2 separate regions of the Mus musculus genome follow, and region 2 is linked to region 1. Evidence: chromatin loops called from intact Hi-C (ENCODE). Cell type or tissue: left cerebral cortex. All regions are shown on one strand. Each heading gives the region's core, and the rest is flanking DNA. Links, peaks and the distances in the headings are about the cores only. Region 1 holds the start of Neurod6 (neurogenic differentiation 6). Region 2 overlaps Itprid1 (ITPR interacting domain containing 1).

Region 1 (2,808 bases), core at 64-2,563:
TGGAGTTAAAGCAAATAAAAGCAGGACACAATAATGCAGACCTTCATTAATTCTAATTCCCCCGAGAACAAAATAGAAAAGAAACCAATGTTTAAAACGAAAAGTGTTCTCTCTCCCTTAAGCTAACAAACGGAGGGGGTTTTGTTAGAAAAAAATATTCCCCAACTTTATTTTCTGTTAACCTCAAACTGGGAATTTAGATAAGTGACTGTAGAACATGCAGATTTAAAGAAAAGATCAATCAGATCAAATTTAAAATTGATTTTTTTTCCTGATGAGTGAAGAACTATGCAAGAGAGTGCTGCCCTCCCAGCCTCGAGGAAAGGAAAGGGGAGTAGAGTCATTCGAAAATAAAACTATAAACAAATGGGAAAAAAACTCACAAACATTACTGGCATTTTTTTTTTAAATCAAAGCAAATGTTGCGACTGCTTTAACATCTAAGAATTCCCTCAATGTAATTGTCTGTTTACTGCTGTTCCGCTCCTAGTGTTTTTGTTCTAAGAGCCACGGAAGTCTCCCTCTAGCTAATATCGGACAGGGACGGTCCACGGATTCTGGCTGCAATTGTGCACGTGTGTTCAGAATCCCAAATGAAAGGGGAAAATAATTTGTGTTTAAAATGCATTTTTTTTTGTTTTTGTTGGGTAAAGCAGCAAATATTTTTCATCTAAAGTCTTCAACCAAATAGGCACATTAAAACAGAGACTTTTAATTTAACAATCTCCAGCCCCTCACTACACATACACACACACACACACACACACACACACACACACACACACACACAAAATATACACATATTTGCAATGTTACATAATAGTAATGAAAGTATGTGATAATTATATCATAAGAATGAAATATGATAAGAACTTATAGATGGCAAAGAACATAGAAATACTCTAAGACAGTGATACTGTATCTTTAAATACTTGCATGCAAAGCCAGCATCAATTGAGTAGATCTTTATTTATATTACCTTAGGTTTTAATTTCATTCAATAATCAGTTTTCATTTTGGATCTTCCAAATCTTTTCAGGCTGAGTGTCGCATCGTCTCCTGGAGCCTCTAGATCTGTGTGTATCTGCACTATCTCATTGATCTCTAAAAAGTGACATTGATGCCAACTGCCAGAGCTGGTACCCATGCCATCTGCTAGTGACGTCACAGGGCAGAGAGAGCCATGTGATCCTCTCTTGGGACCTTCATTCTGCACTGATCATCTGGCATCCCTGTAAGTGGGTACCAGCATTCATGCATCAACACAGGAGGTTAGACTGATAGGGAAAAAATCTGCACCAGCCTTTTACATACAGTAGGTGTGTTTCTCTTCTAGCTGCTCGGGTCTCACTGGCAATCTGTAGAAAGAGCTGTGTTAGTGATGTGTTTCGCCCTGCCAATGGTGCAACTGTTAGGCAGTCGTTAATATTCCATTCATTTGCAAGGTGGGCTTTTGTGTGAGTGAGAGAGGTTTTTGTTGTTTGTGGGGTTGTTGTTTTGCAAGGATCACCAGCTCCTCCTGGTGCATCTGGGTACCAGGGAAGGAGAGCCTTGTGTGGGAACTAGAAGCTGGGGTTGGATACTGAAGGAAACCAAGATTAAGGTCGACAAAGGGGTCAGCAAAGGGCTTCTTATTTCCCTGTTTTGCTTTACGGCATGTAACTTGTGGGTGTGTGCCTGTGTATTTTTCTACTCCCGACTTCTTTGCTTCTCAGGATTTCAGAATAAAAGATCAGTTTATCCATCTGGGGTCTGTGAAAGACATCTTCAAATGCTCCCTTACACTTGCTGCTGTCTTTTCCGCAACTTTTCAGAGGGAGTGTATGCAGACAGAACTGCACACAGACCAATTGTAGAGCTAAAGTGAGTCTTTGGTTAGATTTTGCTCACCGCTGAGCCACTAACTCCTCTCAGTTCCTCTCCCTGATCTCCTGGTGTTTAACCTGCTTGTGCTTTCTCCTTTCAGACACAATAAACAGGAAAACCATCGCTTCAATCTGCTGTTTTTCTCCCCTTGACATGTGGCAGCAGCACATTTTATTTATTCTTTTAAACCAAAGGTTTAATTTCCTTAATTTTTGGAGCTTTCATTATTTTTTTTCTCTGCCCTACTAATTTTATCCTTGCTACATTGTTTTCTCTAGACCCAGATTCACTTAAGTATCTTATTGTTTTAACATCAGTGTTCTGTTCTATTTCTCCTTTTCCCTCGTTCCCCCTCCTGGTGCCTTTTTAACGAAGCAGGGCAGAAGCAGTTAAGCAGAGCTGGCAAAGCCCTTCTAATGAAACAGGATGTAAAGCTAGGGGCCCTCTCTCTCCACTCCTCTCCTCCTCTGAGACATCTCCTTCCCGAACGGACATGGAATTTTAGGCACACCAGAAAATGGCAAAATGTGAACTTTTGAAAAAGTGAAACAAACAAACAAATAAAGACAAGCCGCATTGTTTGACAGTTGCACAATCTCTGGCTCTAATGTGGAAAAGCATGCTCTTGGTCCCAGTATAATTCCTGGCAGCCTGGCATGGTTGAGGTCGTGTTAGCACTTCCCTTATAAATCCCACCTTTGAAAGATTTAGAATTCGGCCGCTTTAATACACTTTGGATTCAACCAAACTGGCACCCAGGTTCAATTCTGCTCCTTTTACCCTACTCAGGTCTATCCCCTTAAAAAAGTTTGCCTGACCTTTCCTGAAAGGTTGTAGAAAAGATCGAGGGTTGACCAAAAGAAAGATGCTAGGGAAAAGTGCTTTTCATCTCTCTTAAAGAGGCAGTAAAAAAAAGAGCAAAAATTTAAAACACTAGTAGAC
Region 2 (2,808 bases), core at 257-2,756, 270 kb after region 1:
TAAAAAAAAGAGGGCTTTATTTAGAGACAAAACAAATGCTTACACATGCACACACACACACACACACACACACACACACACACACGCACGCACACATCTTAAGGATTGACTATAAAAAATTCATAATATACTATTTAAACAGAAGGAGGGTACAAAGTGGGTAGTACTACTTTGTTAATGCATACAGGTTCACAGGAGCTCAATGAAAGTGCACTGGGCTAAAATACACAGATATATATAGAAATACTTGTCTTCCCACATGATTAGATAAAGATATTTTTCATTTTCTAAATTGTCTTCACCGTTGTGTACTGTTTTATAATAGTGAATTAATTAATACTTAATGGTATCAAGCCAAATAAATTTACTTTTAGAGAAGTACTTTTTTTCCAGTGACTAAGAAATGTAGCTATTCTGACTGAAGAGTGGAGGAGAAACCGCTAAACCTGGAATAATAGAACAAGGAAAGGGAAAAATTCACAGCTTGCAAAGCATCAGCTGAGGGCTCACGGGCACTCTCAAGTGTGCTGCAGAAATCCTCCATCGGAAAACCTGAACTCTCTAGAACTTCTGGCACGAGTGAAGGCATTGACATGTTTCAGATAGGTTTTTCAAAACCCATGAACATACTATCTCTTCTTCATGCATATCTGGGATGAGACCTGAGGTCAGGAGAGCAGGCATCTTTGCTGACACTGTATAGCATCTAGGGCAGTATAAGACCTGAGGGGACCCAGTGCACATTCTAGGGATGAAGGGTCCCACAGGAACATCTGTAGCCCTGCCTCTGTGCCCTGCACTTCTCACTGCATTAGCAAGGAGTTGACTCACAGCACGAATGTGTGGGACGCCAGAGATGACACAGAAAGGTTTCCAATGGAAGTCAAGCTATCATTGACAGAATGAACCTTGAACGCGTAGGAGCCAACACAAAACTTAGACAAGAATAGCTAATAAGGAAGGCTCTAGAAGGTCCCCCACGGTACCTAATTGGTAACCCCATCTTGACTTATGCGGGGATCTGAAGACAAAACCATAAAGATGTTCCGAAGCATTTGAAATGGCATTCTAAAAATGCCTCCGTGATAGCCACTCCAGCCCAAACAATCCTCGCTGCTTCCTATTGGGCAAAGCCGCCGCTCTTCATCTCAGGTTCCAAGCCCCTCCTGGAGCCCTTTGGTTTTGCGTCATCTGTAAGTCCACACAAGTCCTAAGACATGTGACTCAGCCTTACCCCTGAGAGGTCACAGACTTCCTACCCTGTGACAATGAATGAGAGAGACACTTGGCAATTAAATAGGTAATATCGAATCTATTGATGTAGATGGTTAACCCCAAAGTTCAAGGTTGGACCATGTTTTCTTATTCTGTATGATTTCTTCATGTTCCTTGTCCCTGTAAACCCTGTTTCTTTTCATCTCTTTACAATTTACATTTCAACTCCTTCCCCTCTTTTGTTTCCTGAGATGCTCTACACAAAGACTATTTTCAATGCAACTCAGGTGCTTTTACTATTGACACAGTCCAGAGAGAAGGCTTCTTCTATTGGAAGGTCTTGGCAGAGCCCTGGCTCCTCCGTGGTTGGTGTAATGCTGCCATCTGGTGGTTACTTTGACAAAATGCCTAAGGCATCTTTCCCTTGGGTAGGTAGGCCTGTTAGCTCAGTACAAAGGTGAAGTTTGCAGGCAGGGCTCACCCAGCTGAAATAGTAAAATCTAAATTCTAGAAGGCAGATTTGCACTGTAGAAGTTAATTTCTAGTTGCTATCAATGCTATCCATCACAGTCATGAATTGTGTAAACAGTGAGACTGAATTATAATAGTTAAAATGATGTTCCTTGGGAACTATCATTACATGTTCTTAGATTTACACATATACTATTGGGCATTAACCTCACTCGTCAGAAGCCCAATATAAGAGAATAACAGTTCCTACATAGGAGAGACAGAATCCAAAGCTGGTAGATGTGGCTATAAATCTGCCAGATGAGTCAGTTGGGTATTCTAATAGCGTGTTAGCTAAATATATTATGAGTTTAGCCTCTAGGAGCCATGGGATAGTCAGAGCTGGTGAACTATCAGTTATTGAGAGCAAAATGAAATCAAGCAGAGGTTTGGGTGGTGAGGGGTGTCATTTATCTAGTTTTGGTTTAGAACAGGGACCAATGAGAGGGGAAGTTTGTATGATAAAAATTTTCTAAAAGAAAAAGAAAACCTTCAGGAAGCAAGGTGGACAAAAACAAAACAAAAACAAAAATAAAAACAAAACAAGGCCTCCACTTAGCAGAGTGGACCAAAGCTCCTTGGGAGAAGGTTCCCAGAAAAGGTCCGCTGGCATAAGCTCCAGTTCTCCTAGGCGTGGCCTGGCAGGCTTCAGGGACTGGGTGGGATGGCCCCCTGAGATAGCGCTGCTTCCATTACTCTTCAAAAGCCATGTTCTTGTACCGGAAGTCAAGCCCTCCTGCCTGGGTGTTACCTTGAGGATGTAGCAGTGATAAACGATACTCATTTGTATCTGTCTGTTTGCTTAATAATCCATCATAGCTATCCCAGACTAGGGGATTTCTCATACTTTATCTCTTTTAACTACTACAGCCCTAAGGGGAAGTTTAAAATGAGGAAATCGAGAACTTAGCTGCTGGTAGTCCCTGAAAACACTTTATAAGGGGCAAAGATCTTAGTCTCCTAAAGAAACTAAGCCATCTGTAAATTGCCCCACACATTTCTTATGTCTCTTAGAATGATTCAGGATGTACACATTTGACTTCTAAAGCAAACAAAAACTGAAAATCCTGTTCGTGAGAGCAT

What was found. A loop is a pair of places that touch in the nucleus more often than their neighbours do. Peaks named below come from ENCODE experiments on the same cell type or tissue, not always from the same donor. Only the 100,000 strongest peaks of a DNase experiment are listed, where the experiment ranks them.
Region 2: it touches region 1 in a loop (3.0-fold over the local background); 3 of 42 quality-filtered maps call a loop at or near these places.

Annotation. Positions count from the first base shown.
Region 1 is chr6:55,679,985-55,682,792 of GRCm38, forward strand. Neurod6 (neurogenic differentiation 6) reads right to left here and starts at 1,279. Exons shown (of 2, transcript NM_009717.2): 1 at 980-1,279. In left cerebral cortex, for the core only: a CTCF peak has its summit at 1,327; DNase peaks (open chromatin) are centred at 577, 1,184, 1,769 and 2,403; H3K4me3 peaks cover 2,500 bases; H3K27ac peaks cover 2,418 bases.
Region 2 is chr6:55,949,320-55,952,127 of GRCm38, forward strand. The region is part of intron 9 of Itprid1 (ITPR interacting domain containing 1); the gene reads left to right. Among named protein-coding and RNA genes, the nearest start is that of Ppp1r17, 67 kb to the right of the region's middle. In left cerebral cortex, for the core only: a CTCF peak has its summit at 1,599 (motif pointing left); DNase peaks (open chromatin) are centred at 861 and 1,588.